Regions from separate parts of the Mus musculus genome. Here region 1 is linked to region 2. Evidence: chromatin loops called from intact Hi-C (ENCODE). Cell type or tissue: heart. All regions are shown on one strand.

The links. Hi-C counts contacts between places; a loop is a spot of excess contacts. Peaks named below come from ENCODE experiments on the same cell type or tissue, not always from the same donor. Only the 100,000 strongest peaks of a DNase experiment are listed, where the experiment ranks them.
Region 1: it touches region 2 in a loop (2.1-fold over the local background); 5 of 42 quality-filtered maps call a loop at or near these places.

The regions. Positions count from the first base shown.
Region 1 is chr10:62,058,906-62,066,905 of GRCm38, forward strand. No RefSeq gene overlaps it. Among named protein-coding and RNA genes, the nearest start is that of Fam241b, 48 kb to the right of the region's middle. In heart, no CTCF peak of the experiment used is centred here; no DNase peak of the experiment used is centred here; H3K27ac peaks cover 93 bases; H3K27me3 peaks cover 324 bases.
Region 2 is chr10:61,975,980-61,983,979 of GRCm38, forward strand. It overlaps Col13a1 (collagen, type XIII, alpha 1), which reads right to left and starts at 3,129. Exons shown (of 41, transcript NM_007731.3): 1 at 2,370-3,129. The coding sequence starts at 2,657. In heart, CTCF peaks have their summits at 1,301 and 4,642 (motif pointing right); a DNase peak (open chromatin) is centred at 4,652; H3K4me3 peaks cover 4,074 bases; H3K27ac peaks cover 3,509 bases; H3K27me3 peaks cover 1,681 bases.

The DNA of each region.
Region 1 (8,000 bases), 83 kb after region 2:
AGGAGGGGGAGGAAGGGCCGTTGTCAGTAGCCCTCTACCACCCTGGTCACACTCATGGAGGCTTGGGGGCGGGGGCTAGACGTCATTATGTCAAAGGTCATAGAACCGAGGAGGCCACCCTTTGAGCCTCAGGTTTCCCTGCAGTAAGATACTTGGTGAATGTTTCTGGAGAAGGGTCTAAGGATCACCTGAGTAGAGTGACCAGGCAGCTTGTGTAACATGCAGGGTTCTGAGGCCTACAGGGACTCCGGTCTCTGTGAATCAGGAAGGCTGAGGGCTGGCCCAGGGCTGGGTGATTGACAAGCTTCCCCACCTATGAGAGCTGCTGAGCCAGCTGGACCGCTCTATGATCCCTCCAGCATGGAGGTTGGAGGGAAGGAGAGGAAAGGTGGATGGATATGAGGAAGGAGAGAGGAGGAAGGCGGATGGTTTGGGAAATAGAGGGATAGAAGAGAGAATAAACAGATGTATGGAAGGATAGACTGAAGAAAGGACAGACAGGTGGAAGAAGGATGAAGAAAAGGATGGAGGGATAGAGGGAGGGAGGGATAAAGGGGAGGAGGGAAGGAAAGTGGATGGATGGGAGGAACGATGGATGCATTGGGAGGACAGATGGATTAAAGAAAAGTCGGAAGGAAGAGGGGTGGAAAGATGGAAGGACAGATGGGAGACTAAAGGGAGAAAGGAGGGAAGGAAGAGTGGGAGAATGAGATGAGCACAAAGATGAGCAGAAGTGGGGGTGGGGGCTCATGCACGGGTAATGGCTGTCTGCGGCATTTACTAATGGCTTCCTATGTGCCAGGCTGAAGGTTTGCTTCTGTCTATCCAGTCTGTACCCTTTTCCCACCTCCTCCACACTGCATACTATGCTAACTCACAGCAGTTCCATGACCCATGGGTTATACAGGGCCCTCATCCAGCCCAGGCCTGTGAGACCCCAGAGCCAGTGTTCTGAACGGCCACAGTGTGCTGTCCCAGTAAGAGGTCCTAGGGGATCCCCCAGTCAGTGAGTACAAACTCGGCTCTTAAAGTAGCCTGTTACCCCAGAAGTCTGACTCCCCTCCACACTCCCCGCCCAGGACTCTTACTCTCTCAGTGCCAAAGGGTCAGAGTGGCAGAAAAAAAAAATCAGGAATGGGATGAGGTACTTCCACTCTGGTCTGCCCTGGAGATGAAGGTGGCCCTGCGGTCTCTGAGCATCTCTCCCCTTCCTTAGAGCCCTCAGTAGCCTCACAGCCTGGGAGGGCTGTCTTGGTCCCCTGATGCTCTCTGACTCCTTTTCTACAGGGGGTCAACTCCTGAGGACCGCTTCCTTCCCTAGCCCTACCCTATGCTTGCTTGTGCTCTGAGGCCTGCTCAGCTGCCTGCTAGGGACTCCCCTGGGAAAGGGTCGGTGAGGGTGTTAAGAGAAAGCCCCAGGTTGATCCAGAACCGAGAGGAGCCTGAACTTGGCCTTTGGACTATTCGAGCAGAGCCGTTTAGAACGGCTTCGCTCAGCCACGCCTGCCTCAGAGGGAAATGGAGACCAGATGTGCTGGCCTTGAGGGAAAAACCTAGTCAAGGCTCAGCCTTAGCACCTCATCCCCACCATCCTGGGCCCTGGCTCAGGGTCCCAAAGAGGGCTGAAGTAGGGACTCCCAACTGCCTCCTTTGCTCAGACGAGATGAGATAAAGAAAACCTTCCAGAGCAGTGGAAAGTCTGAGCCCTCTGGGAAATCTGGGCTGAGCAGAGAAGCCCAACACAGGAGTTCTACAGCTCCTGGCCAAGACACAGAGGCCTGAGGCACGAAATTGCTGGAACAAGATCACATAGCCTTGCTGTGGGGAAGAAGTACGACCCTCATTTCCCGGCTTGGCGCTCTGCCGATGTCTCTCCTCTGCGGCAAAACACAACCCCAAACACGGCCCCCTGTGGAAAGGGGGAACTTGGAAAGTGTGATACTAAAGTCACGTACAAGGAGATCCCCAGAGTGCAAATTAGTGGGTCCTGGACTCCTCATGTGAAATGGGGAGTAATCTTCTGGCATCTTTGTGTGTGTGTGTGGAGGGGGGACAGGGATGTGAAAGCTAGTGCCCCCCTCCCCAAATATTGTTCACAGGCTGCCTGTCTGTGAAGGAAGGAGAGAGGGATGATGTCCACCAGGCAACCCTTTGCTTGACATCCGACCTCTTTCGCCTCTCACGGTGAACACTTGAGTGATTTACTGCAACAGACACAGGGGACAGGGGGCTGTGTCAGACAGGCACAGGCTGGCAAGCAGCCTGACCAAACACACGGAACGTCAGTGGCCGCCTGGACCCTCCCAGAGTCGCACGGTTTCAAAGCTGCGTTAGCTGAGCATCAAGAGAGATGGCTTGCTTTGTTTTTAATAACAAGTGAGGCTTGTTCGGGAGACTGGGAGCATATGTTGTCAGGGTGGCTGGCCTTGTCTGCACCTGCTCATTCATTGCCAAGGGCCCCCACCCCTGTCTTCACTGCCCTTTCCCACAGTCGAATCTGTGTCTGGCCCACAGTGTCATTGGGTGAACAGAGGTGCAAACTGGTGGAACGGGTGTGTTCCTTTTTCTCCGCCTTCAGCAAGCTCACATTCCCCTGGCTGACCTCAAACTTGCCCTGAAGCTGTCAATAACCTTGAACTTCTGATCCTCCTGCCTCTGCCTCCCAGGTTTTGGGGTTACAGGTGTAACCTGTAAGCCGTGCACACAATCTAGATCCCAGGTGAGTTAATAGCAGGCTTGCAAACACACTCTGACCCAAGGGAAGCACCTGTGCTAACACCATCCATGGGCCCCACAGGTGCTTTGGGGGAACTGAGATTAAAGACAGATTAAACCTGGGGCAGGGGTACGCCAGAAGCACCCTGACTCCCAAATCAGTTCAACTCATTGCTGGAGACAGCCTTCCCAGCAGAGGCTCCTGAGACACCCAGAACTAATGCTGAATAAAATGTGAGCTCACAACAAAAATGACCCAACAGGCTGAGGCTCGTGAGATGGCTCAGCAGGAAAAGGGGGCTGAGTTCTGTCCCTGGATGGCACATGGCAGGAGAGAATTGACTCTTGTGAGTTGTCCTCTGACCTTGACATGTGCACCATGGCACAAAGGCACCTCCCCTGCCACACCCCAAATGCACACAAGAAATAATTAAATGTAATGCCCAATACATAAAGATGCAAGTCATGGATTGGTCCCTAAGGATCACTGATGTTTGACTCTTTCACCCTCACTGAAACTCTGAAAGGGACCTTTCCCAGACCAGGATACCCAGAGAGTTATAAGATCAAGAGGCCCCATCCCAAGCTGCTGCGGAAATTCCTTCCCAGGGAACAGACAGAACATACACGACCTCTACCTTTCCTCCTAAGATCCCGATGGTAAACGGAGGCACGATTCCACCAAAATTCACCCTGGAGAACCATTGAGTTTATCGGGCTTCCGTACAGAGTACAGATAGGTGAGGGGTTACTTACAGAAGTGTGGGTGCTCCTCCTCCAACAGGCCACACCTGGAAAGCCTTTAGACAGTGGGGTGAAGGCTCCCCATAGCAGTATACATAGGGCCCTTCTGCAGCCTATAATCCTAGTCCCTCCCGAGGCCGCATGCAATTAATGCAGGTGGTGGGGAGTGGCTAGATACTCAGGTGAGAGTCTAAGTGTAAAGAGTCAACAAGCCCATCTGGTTCAATCCCGTTTGCAAGGGTACCCAACCGATGGCAATTGCTCGGCTGGGAGGAGAGTCGTTCACAATACGAGGTTACATATGCAATAAGCAATTCTTTGCTGTGCAGCTGCCTACACAGCAGGCAAGGAACTCCAGGGATGTAGATTAAGAGTTGTCACCCATGCTGGGGTGGACTGGTTGACAACGTAATGGCCCCTGAGTTACCCATGTTCCTGTCTGTAACGTCTTACCCACATTTCTAGAAATAACTTCAATACGCCAGACTTGATGCAAATGTTCATAGATATGGTGTGTGGCCCTGTCATCACAGCAATTGCACAGGTTGGACATCTCAAAGATTTGTGTGTGTGTGTGTGTGTGTGTGCATGTTTGCCTATATGTCTGCACACCATGTGCATGCAATGGTAGTAGAGGCCAGTAGAGGGCGTTGGACCCTCCTGGAACAGGAGCTGTGAGCCACCACGTGGGTTCTGAGATTCTGGGAATCCCACTGCAAAAGCAGCCAGTGCTCTTAGCCATTGAGCCACCTCTCTAGCACCCGCAGGAGTAAATTTTATGGGACCTTTGGATACTGTTAGATCTCAGAGAACTTCTGGCCCTAGGCAGTACTGCCTTTGAGCACAGGCCATGCTATATTCTTCCCTCCATTGTCACAGCTTTATGGTGCTTGAGTTTGGACAGTAATGAAAAGCAAAGACCATATGCAAACCACTGCAGTGCAAGAGATGAGGTGATGGTGCCAGATAGGAGTCCAAGGTTTTCAAAGCCCCGTGGTACCCAACATCCACCCCATTAGTAAATAACTGTGGTTGCGTAAAAATCAGATATAAATAGTTCCCCTTCAATTTGTGTGTATTTGCTTTTTGTGGGTGGCTGCAAAGTTAGAACAGACACGCACACTAGGTTAGCCAGCGTATCTTTCTGGTGTTCCTTTTGGCCCTACGGGCCTATAACTAAAAACATCCTTGGGACAGAAAGGTGTCATGAACAGAGGGAGTCTGTGGGGAGGGAGAGCACTAAGACATCTGCATCCAGTCTTTTGGCATCAACACAGATACACGCATCTCCTCCGTCACTAGGGTTTAGTGGATTTTGCAGCCAATCAGTGAGAGTTAGTGAGTCCAGAGGGGAGGAAGCACACAGCTGGCCAAGTTCAGTTAGCCACATCCCATCATGTCTTGGTTTAAGAGTCGCAGTGTGGTGGAAGTCGATGGCTTTCACCAGCACTGGCCTCACCAGTCAATGGTCATGGACTGGACAATACTCTGGCTTCCTTGAGCTATAGGCATGGCGTGGTTTGTGATGCATGGATAAACCAGAAATCCTCAAATCTCACCCCATTAACCCCTCCGCTGACCCCTGAATTTTCACCACCACCCCCATTCTGCTAATATAGTGAACCATTTTAGAAAGGGACCACTGAGCTATCATCCACTGATAGCTATTTCCTGGGGGTTCTTTGGGTCAGAGTCTCTCTCTCTCTCTCTCTCTGTGTGTGTGTGTGTGTGTGTATGTCTGTGTGTGTGTGCAAGAGAGAGAGAGAGACAGAGAGAGACAGGGAGAGAGAGAGTTTGAGGTTCCATACACACATGTATATGCAGATGTTTGCAGATATATGTATGTTTGTAGATGCACATGCACACGTGTGCACATGCAGATACCAGAGGCCAGTCTCAGGTGTTGTTCCTCAAGCACCATCCACTTTATTGTAAAAGAAGATCTCTCACAGGCCCAAGATCTCCCAGTAGGGTAGACTGGCTCACAGGTGAGCCCCAGAGACAGGCCTGTCTTCACCTCTCCAGCATTGGGGTTACCCATGTGTGCCACCATACTTAAGAGTCTTTACATGAATTCTAGGAGTTGAACTCAGGATGTTATGCTTGCAAGACAAGCACTTTTAAATTGACTGAGCCATCCCCTCAGGCCCCAAGAGAGATTACTAAAAAAAACAAAAAACAAAACAGGGGCTAGAGAGATGGCTCAGCCATTAAGAACACTGACTGCTCTTCCAGAGGTCCTGACTTCAATTCCCAGAAGCCACATCCATCTCACAACCATCTGTAATGGGGATCCGATGCCATCTTCTGGTGTGTCTGAAGACAGTGACAGTGTACTCACATACATGAAATAAATCAATCTTTAAACAAACAAACAAACGAAAAAACTCAAAACCAAACAAAAAACAAAACAAACAACAACAATCCCAAGATGTCAGAGGGAATGGCTGAGGGAAGGGGACCTAGGGAGAATTCCTTGAGATCAGACAGACTCTGAGAGCTGCTGTACAGAAACTTAGGTCATGAAGCTCTGTAGGAGACACACCCACAGGGACCTAAAGGAGAAGGGAATGACAAGGACTGGCTGATCCAGATGCGGCTGCAGGTAGGACCTTGACTGCTCTGGAAGATGTATGGATGGCCCTTCAAGCTGTCTCTTACTAAGGCAAAGGAGGTGAACCTCTTTATCTGGCATCTGAGAATTGATGTCGGCAAAGTGGAGAAGATCCCCACTACACAGCTGCCTCCAGTGTCACAGAATACAGCTGTGAGCTCCTGGCAGCCATAAGTGCCCTCACTCCTCCAGGAGATAGATGCATGTGCCACCCGCAGTCTGTGGTCCCCTTTCAGGGGATGGGCGTGTGGAAATCTCCAAGAGCTGGACAGAGTACTCTATACAGAATGGAGGGGGTCTAAAACTTAGTGGGGCACAGATAGAACCTGAGAAGGAGAGGCAGGGAGAGTCTTGAGACGAGGGGAAGTTGCTCCCCACAACCCCAGAACCTTAGAACCAGGTGGTAAAGTGCGGCCTCGGGTGTGGCTCTCACGTTGATTACACTTGACGTTAGATTTCCTATGATTCCCACATTTCCAGCTGCTCTGGAAGATCAAAAGATGAAAATGGGGTGGGGCTCACGTTCCTCCAAGGCCCAAGCTGGCCTGCTACCCTGTTCTGTGCACTCCAGTTTGCTCCAGCTAGTCACTTGGTCTCAGCTTGGATTCCTCCAGGGACAGGAGGCTCTCTGGTCCCAGGGACAGCTGATTCATTCTGGCAAATTCTGGTAGAAAAGACTTCCCCATGTGAAGTAACAACCTGGTACCCTGGAGGTTCACCACAGTCCACACATCACTGAGCATCTGGGATACCTGCTATGACTGTTGCTGGGCTTGGGGAGCACAGTGAGCCAGGTAGACAGGGCTAATGTCATCTTCTGGAAGGGATGACAGACAGGAAAGAAATAGTGGTCATAACTGTGTGAAGGTCCCTGAAGGTCCCATGTGCGTGTATGCGTGCGTGTGTGCGTGCGTGCGTGCGTGCGTGCGTGCGTGCGTGTGTGTGTGTGTGTGTGTGTGTGTGTGTGTGTGTGATAAAGGGACTCAGGCACATATCTCAACCTAGTCTCAGGAGGTAAATGAGGCTCAGGAAGCCTCAGTCAGAGTAGCAGACTGAGGTTAAGGGCAGGGTAGAGCCACAGAGGGACTGGAGACCTCATCTCAAGGCAGTAGAAGCAGGGAGGTCAATTAGTAACATACCCTGATCATTCACTTCCTATCTGTGTCCTCCTTCCCTTCTGGCAGTCAACTAGTGTCACCTAGATGCAGACAAGGTTGCCCTGAAGTCCCCTCTCTGCCCACCCCCAGGGTGTCCATGGCAGCTAGGGAGCACCCCAACTCTGAATGGCCCCACAAACCTGTGGGTCCTCTCAGAAGACAGAAGTGCCCACAAGGAAATGTTTTCTGTCCTCCATCCCCCTCATCCTGCCCAGTATAGACAAAGCTGCCCCGTGACAAGAAGCAGAGGGGAAGCGGATGACTCCATGGCTGAGCTTTGGCAGGAAACCCTCTGCCCTGCCACCATGAGTCAGCAGAACGTCGGGGACCAAGTCGGGGAAATGAATCAGCATTTCCAGGAACTGACCCTTGTGTGGATCCCAGAGGGTTTGAGAAATCAAGGAGATGCCAGCGACTGATCCTCCTCTGACGTCTCCTGCTACTGTTGGAGGGTCTCCTGGAAGCCTGGGCTTTTAACACAGACCTGCTCACATCCTAGTCTGAAGTAGGCACCTTGTATGAAATACCAGCACCTACTTGTGTGCGTGCATGCATGTGTACGTACGTGCATGTGAGGACGGATGTCAGAGGATAACTTTCTGGTACCAGTTCTCTCTTTCTCCTGTCTGGGTTCTGGGGTTTAAACTTGGTGGCAAGTACCTTTACCGGACAATCCATCTCCCCAACTGTCATGGTTTGAATATGCTTGGCCCAGGTAGAAGGTGTGGCCTTGTTGGAGTAGGTATGTCACTGTGGGTGTGGGCTTTAAG
Region 2 (8,000 bases):
GCAGACTATTTTTGTCACAGCAATGAGAAACTCCGCTGCCCGGCCAGTCACCAGCTCCCCTGTCTGCCAAGCGCTTTCTGTGAGAGTAGAGTGCATGACGGACTCCAGTTTGATTCTTATTTGATTCCAATAGAATAAGCCACATATGCTAGTGATTACTGTATGAGACCAGGTGGCCTTTGAGGGCCCCTTTAGCAGCCCCCAGACCGGAGACCCCGTATTTGCCAGGTTCTGTGTCAGGACAGCTCCCTCCAACATCCCCAGACTACTACCTCTAGGTGTCATTACCCCTGCAGCTAGCAAGTCCAGTTAGCTCTGTCCCCAACATCACCCCCAGCCATGGTCCCCAAATAGCCTCCTGTCAGCCTTAACTCCCATTTGAGGGACATACACATCTTTCATTAAATCCTTTGGTAGCTTCCCATTTCCCCACTTCTCCATCTGGCAGTCCCTTTTTGACCTGGGTTGCCTCTCCCAGTTCCCATGGTTTAGATCGCCATTCACAGCCCCCAAAGCAGCCCTGCCCCCACCTCTAGCTCCATCCTCCAGAGCCCATTCCCTGGGTGGTGGTGGGGTTGTCTTAGCACAAAGCCTGATGCTTGCCCCCTCGTGCCAGGCAAACTCCTATTCACACCTCCTGGTCTTGCCCTAAAAATCACTTCCTCAGGAACCCACCTTATGTTGTATATAAGACATTTCCTGGCCGGTTTTCCTCTATTATTGTAACGATTCCCTCCAGACACGGTGTCTACTCATTTTCTTTCTCTGTCCCACTCAAGTTCAGGAAGACTGAAGTGTTCCCCCGGAGCAGTTGTCCCCCACCCCACCTCTGCTAGCTCTCAGCGATGGGTGCAGAGTAAGGAGGCTTAGCTCTAACACTGGATGTCATCATATGGCCCTGAACAACCTACTGCCCGGCTCAAGAACTTGGTTTTTTCCCCCTCTGTAAAATGGGGTCACTTCTTATCATCTTTGGGGTGCTTCTCAGTTCGAGAGGCGAGGGTCAAAGAGTCATCAGGGTAAACAGAAGCTTCTGCTTGAAGCAGGGGACTCGACAGGAGAGACAAACGGGAGGCCTGGAGGTCTGGCACAGGGATGCACAAGAGGAGGCCTTTGCCACCCTCTTCAGTCCACACAGTGCCCCTCCCCCACTCGGCAAGCCCAGAGCCCAGAGACTGCCCCCAAGCCTAGGGAACTGTGGGTGGCCTGACTGAGTCTTCTTAGTTCTGACCAGTCATGGCAATGGGCTGTAGCAGCAAGCGTGGGCCACCCTCTATGCTGTAGCCTGTGACTTCCCCCATGGGGCCATCTAGGGAATTACTATAAAAGAAGCACCCAAGAGAAACCTAACTGCGGGAGAGACCTAACCAACCCAATTAGATCTGGCTAATGCTCGCCATCATTCTGTAAGCTCAGAGAGGTTACAGTATGTGTCCCAGTTTGCACAGCATCCCAATAAATCCCAAGATAGGTAGAAAAGGACAGAGCTACTTGCTGGCTTTTCAGCAGCACCCTTTCAGTTACTATCTCACACACCTCCCATTGTGCTCTTCAGATTCTCTTAGGCCGCCAGCCCCACTCCATCTTGGGTTCCGCTTTCCCTCCTTATCGCCCACACCCACACTCCGCCCCACTGGAGTCTGCATTTCCCGCCTCCCCAGGGAGGATGGCATTGCCACGAGCACTCTCAGGATTCCCCGAGCAAAGACATGCATTAGTAACTTTTTAACTACCTGGGAAGGGAGACTTTTGAGAGAGAGCTGCATCCTTTCCGCAGTTGCAGGGATTGAGTTAGGATCATTCCAGAGGCCACAGCCGGAAGAGTCATAGGTTAACGGGACCCTGAGGAGGACTGAGCCAGGAAACTCACACTTGGGCCCTAGGGGCCAGAAACAGCAAACAGGGACCAGCAAAGAGCAATCCACTTTAGAAATTGTCCCTTTAGGTCCTTAAATGGCTCACTCTCTTTCCCTGCTTCCAAATGTGACCATAAAACCAGGCAGCACTCACCCTCGTGGAGCGGACAGGGCCACCAGAGCCCCCCTGCAAGCGTGCACCCAGACTATTTCCCGCAACCAGCCCTGGCGGCCTCTGCGCACCTTTTGCGCGCCCTGCTTTTCTCCACCTGACCGCCGCGCGCGTAGGGCGCCCCCAGCGCAAGACCCCGGGGTCTCCCGGAGCTGGGAGGTCCCGCGCATGGTGCTCTGAATACCTGGCAGCTCAGCAGCGATCCCTACCCACAGTTCTAGGACAGGCAACCTGGGCGAGCGTGCAAAAGAGCGCCGGCCCGTGCCGGCCCGTGGAGTCCCGGGACTGCGCGAGGGGGCGCCTCGGGGTGGGGATAAAAGGCAGCAACAAAGGGCACAAACCTCGTCCAGCAGTTGGTTGACTCGTCCCAAAATAGCTTTCTCCATCTGCTGCTCCCCGCGCTCTGCTTCCAAGCGCAGCACCCGGGCCTGCAGCTCCGCGGTCCGAAAGTGGGCGAGCAGGCTGAGCGCCAGCGAACACAGCGCTAGAGCCAGCAGTCCGCAGCACCCGGGGCTCGGCAGCCTAGCGCACTGCTCAGCCAGCGCCACTGTCCCGGGCCCCGGAGCGCCCAGCTCCCCAGGGCCGCGGCTGCCAGAGGCTGCCGCTTTGCGGGTGCGCTCCGCCACCATGCCCTCGCGTCTTGAGAGCCAATAAATAAATAAATAGAATAAATAAAAACGAGATCCAAGAGGCGCGATCCAAACTGAGAGGCAAGGGGAAAGGGGGTTAACGTGGCTAGAGGACGTCCCTTTCCTTTGCTCGCCAAAGAGGACCGAAAATGAGCAGTCGGAGTCGGGAGCAGCCAAGAGCCACCAGCAGACGCGATCGGAGTACGCCAAAGTAAGAAAAAAGTTATTTCGAAGAATGTTCCAAGTTCGGGGATCTGGCCCCGCTCCCCACTCTTTCCCTTCTCTCTTCTGCAGAGTTCTCGGGCTGGTGCGACGCTCGGGGTCCTTCTGGGTGTTTTGTGTCTCCGGGGAGAACGGGTGTCAGTCCCCGGGCGAAGGGGCACGCATGCAGGGCCCCATGGGCAGAGGTGGGTCGTGGCTGCAGTGAGCCGCGCTGGGGCCGATTCTGGCGCCTCTGTAACTTGACACAGCCGGCGCGGCCGCGCGGATCGGATGAGCGCCGGGCGCTACTTCCCAAACTAATCTCCTGCGCCCCTCCCTCGCCCTCCTCCCGCTCCTCCTCCGCCTCCTGCGGGGCTGCGGCTGGGGTTTGTTTATTTATGCAAAGTCGCCTGGGGTGGGGGGCGTGGTGTGCGGGGCCCCGCCGACCTCGGTAGCCCCCGTCCGGGGCTCCTGGTGCCCTTTGAAGTGACACTTGGGGTTATTTATAGGCGGGGAGGGGGTATGGGGTGGAGCGGAGGCTGCGCTCCTTTTCCCGTCCAAAGATTCACACTCAAGACCTCAAAGACATAGGGACCTGGCATCACAGCACCCCGCTTTCCCAGAACATCGGGGACCCTCCTGCCACCCAATGCACCGCACCACAGCACTCCTCTTTCCTAGGGCCTGGGTGGTGGGTGGTGGTGGGTGTGGGGGACCCTGCGGGCAACCTGTTGAATCACTGTCTGGACGCCTGCTTGGTCCTGTACGTCCTGAGTTGGGAGATCTGCAGTGACAGCAGACAATCTCTCCCTCACCATTTCTACCCAGGGCCCTGCTCTTTGCAGGTGTCTCTGGTGGGACCATGCCACCAACCACAGATTCGCTCAGAGTGGTAAACCCAGCGCCTCGGGGCAGCGGTATTGACCCCCCCCCCCACCTTTTCTCTTTCAGAACTAAACCTAAAGACCTACAGAACAGAAATTTATCAGGGGTCACGCCCATCGCCCGGGTTTATCCTAGGATGTCTAACAGGCGCGGGCGGGTGCGGGGAGGGGGGCGGGACTCTTATTTATGTTGAGCTGAGACGCATAGCAGACTAGCCAACCTAGGATTGCAAGCCATCAAAGGCGGGCAGTTCTCATACATACACACTCCATCTCCCCTTATCCACCTCAAAGCTAACCCTGTGGTGGCTTCCTTGACTGCCACGAGCTAGTGGTCTTTGGGAGTTCTGCATTTGGTATTTTCCTCTCTTTTCTACCCCCGCTCCCCACTTTGAGTGACGTTTGTCAGTAGACTTTTCATTTCCTTGTGCCTCTAGACACTCCTGAAAATGAGGTGGTGGGGCTGAAGCATCGGGCAGGGGAGGGTAGGCTGGCCCTTGAACTGTGAACCGGAAGTGGGGGGTGACAGAGGTGTGGGAGTGAGCGTCCTTTCCTAGTAACAAGGCAAACTTTACATTTTGCATGTTGACCAGTGAGAAGGAGCGTTATATGCAATGCAAACATTAGTGTGGAGTGCACACCTAACGGAATGGGAGCTTGTAATACAGTACTTATATAGACTTAATGTAAGACTGACTGCTAGGTAGTTGGATACCACGGAGAACTACTACGAGGCTAGAAAGCAATGCAGCTGACAGGACTGGTGCCCAGGAAGTCCCAATGTCAAGATTTCCTTGATGTGTCTCATTAACAAACAGGCCTCTGGGTCTCCAGCCTGGTCAAGGGATATCTCCTCCCAGTACAAATGCCTGAGAACTCAGAGGCACTCAGAACCACTAGGGGGCGCTGGAGAGTTTCTCAGCAGCAGTGTTCACTACAGGAAATTGAGCAAGTTGAGGCTTCTTCACGCCCTGCCCGGATCAGTCTGAAATGCCGTTTGAACTGACACAGCAAAACTGAAAACATTTCGGGCCTGAAGTATTTTTGAGATTGGTGTTTCAAGACTCAGGTAGCCTTGGTGTGGTAGCCTGAGTTGAGCCTCGCAATGGAAAAAAAAAGTTCAAACCCAAGGCTCTAAGTGACCCCATGCAGTCAGAAAAATGAATGAAAAAAAAGCCCTTTTCCGATGGTGGGTTTAAAATAAACCAGGTGTAGTGGTACGAGTCTGTAATCCATGCACTTGGAAGGCAGAGGCAGGGGGATGGTAAATTCAAGGTCATTCGTGGTCACATGGTGAGTTTGAGGGCAGCGAGGGCTATATGAGATCTCATTTCAAAGAAAAGCTAACTAAATAAAATGGGCTTATAATAAAGGATCTAGATTTTTCAGGAGGATTTAAAGAAGAGGTGAATGTAACGCAGACAGTAGGCACTCAGTAAGTAAGTAGTATCTCATAGGAGCTCATGGCTGCAGGTGCAGGCTGACACACACACCCCTGCTGCCTCCTCCATCTACAGAATGGGAAAAAAATTGGACCCAGGAGGACAAAATGATGACAGACAGTGTGCACCTCTCCATAGCTGGAGGGAGTTTTGCAACAAGTGAGCTTTGACTGAGCTGAGGGACCCCCTTACCGTTTCTTCTGCATTGTCTCAATATCTTCCTCTGGAGGTTCTTTGGGGCAGGGGTGGCTTGGTTTTTGTTCTATTTTTCTATTTTAGGCATCATTTCCCCTTGGATCAATGTTGGAACAAAATTAGGCTTGGTTTGAGTCCTAGCATCTAAGGACTCAGAGGTGAGAAGCAGCTAAGCCATGTGCCCATACAGCTGATACATGAGAGCCATGAACGAGAAGACACTGAAGAAGAAAGGACCTTCAGGGATGTCCAGGCAATACAGCAGGGATGTGATGGTCTGGAAAAGGTCACTAGGAATTTCTGCTTTGTAGCAAAGTAGGGGGCTTCCAATCCTAACGAAAGAACTGACTTTGATCTGCAGTCACAGCTTGGGTAACAGTTTCCTCCCAGATTGAAACATTTCTGAAACATTTCGTCCTACAGGGAAGCTCCTTAATCAGGAAGGTAAACAACTCAAATGAGCTTCAGGAAGTCCCTGAAACTGACGAGATTCACTAAGCCCCTCCCTGGAAGAGTAAGCAATAAAAGCTGAGAGAGCAGGAAGCTGAGCTGCAAAGAAGACTCTTAAGAAGAGCAAAGCTGCAAAGAATGGACTGCCTGGAAGACACTTAGACCAGAGTCACTTGGAAAGGATGCTCTCCAGCCTGTTGAGTTGCCTGCAGGCTGTGCAGTATGCTCCAGATTCCCAGCTTTGTGAGCTGTCATCAATACTGGGGAGAGCTTTGGTGATGCAGCTGTCTGAGTCGTTGTTGCTCCTATAGGTCACCCTTTACCTCTTCTCCTGTAAGTAACTCCATTAAAGCTCATTGGTTCACCCTAGCTGCACTTTGGTGGTATCTGCACTTGAGTTGTCGTGGGTTCTCTATCTGGGGTGAATAAACGTGTGTTGCATCTCCCCAGGTTGTGTCACACAGCACAGCTACAGATGTAGGAAACCTGGATTCTGGAGTGGAGAGTCCAGGAAAGCCATGCCTCTATCCATTCAGTCTGTGTTGCTCTTCAGGAATGTTCTGTAGTTTTCTGCATTGTGCATTTGCCTAGCTCTCTGCAACTTTGGGGTATGTCTTTTGCACCCGGCCCTCACCTGGCCCGGGGTTGGATGTGTATAGGGGGAATGGCCAGTCTTATGAATGAATGCCATTTTTCTTCTCTTATGTTCTTGACAGCATCTCTCTTCTTCCTGATACCTCCACCACAACCCTGACCCCTGTGAGTGGCCGTCACCACACCAGCTCTGTGACTGCTGCTTGGTTCTCCAGGTGCCCCTTGTTAAAGGTGGCAGTCAGGCCCCCTGGGAATTACCATAGTGCATCTTCTGGGCTGTTCTGAGCACAGCCCTCACCTGGGTCACATGTGGAGGCCACAGGGGATCAGAACCTGTTATTCATTCAGCTCCAATCCGTTCCCAGTTCTTCCAGCAGCCATGACCACTTCCTCTCAGTCCTTACAACTCTGGTAGGGTGAACCCCATGCCAGGCCCTATAGGACTTACAATAGAATCTAGGATCACCTAGGGGATAAACCTGTGGGCATGTCTATGAGGAAGTTTTTAGATTACATTGAGGAGGGAAGTCCCACCCTAAATGTAGATAGCACCAGCTCAAGGCCTGGGATCCTGGGATAATAAGAAGAGCCCCAGCTCCCCTCTGATTTGGCTTCTTGACTGAACACAGTGTGATTGAACGCCACATGTTCTTTATAGCATGCTTTCCCTGACCTGATGGACAAAACTCTGGATCCAAATCAAAACTTTTCCCTCCTTTAGTAGCTGTTGTCAGGGAGTTTGTCTGCAGCCAAAAAAAGTAACGAATACAGGAAGTAACCTTCTTCCTTGACTATAGGGATGGAGTCCAAGATGGAGTTAAAGATTGGCCAATTCAGGTTCACAAGAAAGAGGCAGGTAGGATGGGTGGGGCAGAGTTTCTTTGGGAAGAACCTGAACCGACAGCCCTCAGGATTTCAGGGCATTGTGGCACCATTGCTAGGTAGGAGGAAGCCAGGGTTGAGAACCGCAGGCTTGTGATACTCTTTGAGTCCTTGGCTTCTGCTAAACTGGAGGCTTATCCAGGCCTGAACTCTCCCGACTGCGGGTCAGGTCTGTTCAAGCCCACTTGAGTTGGATCACACAGATATGTCTACCCACCTCTGCCTAGGAAACTCTTGGATGTTAGTGGCAGACCAGAAAGGCTCACCTTCCCATCATGCTCCTGGAAGGCCCCACTCGTCCAGGAATTGGAGGGGCCTAGAGGGCGGGGCCACTGCTCTGCCCACCCCTCACTGTGGTAGGGATGGGGGTTAGTTCCTATGTCCTCCTGGACTGGTTCCTGTCCCACAGAACCCCCAGCTCACACGCCCCTGTCCTCTCACCCAGCTGCCTTCCTGGGTCTCCAAGAGATTCCTTTCCTCTCCTTCGCTGAGCCTCTTCCGCACCTCAGTTCTTTCTCTTTTTCTTCCCTCCGCTGGAGCTCTCACTGGTACCCTGCAGCTCCTGCTGGATGTTTGATCTCTCTCACAATGATCTTGGCCCATGTGGCCCTGGTCTGAGGCAAACATCACACGATTTGGTCCAGGCCCAACAGTCTCCCCTGTAGTACCTATGTCAGGCTAAGCTAAGCTAAGCA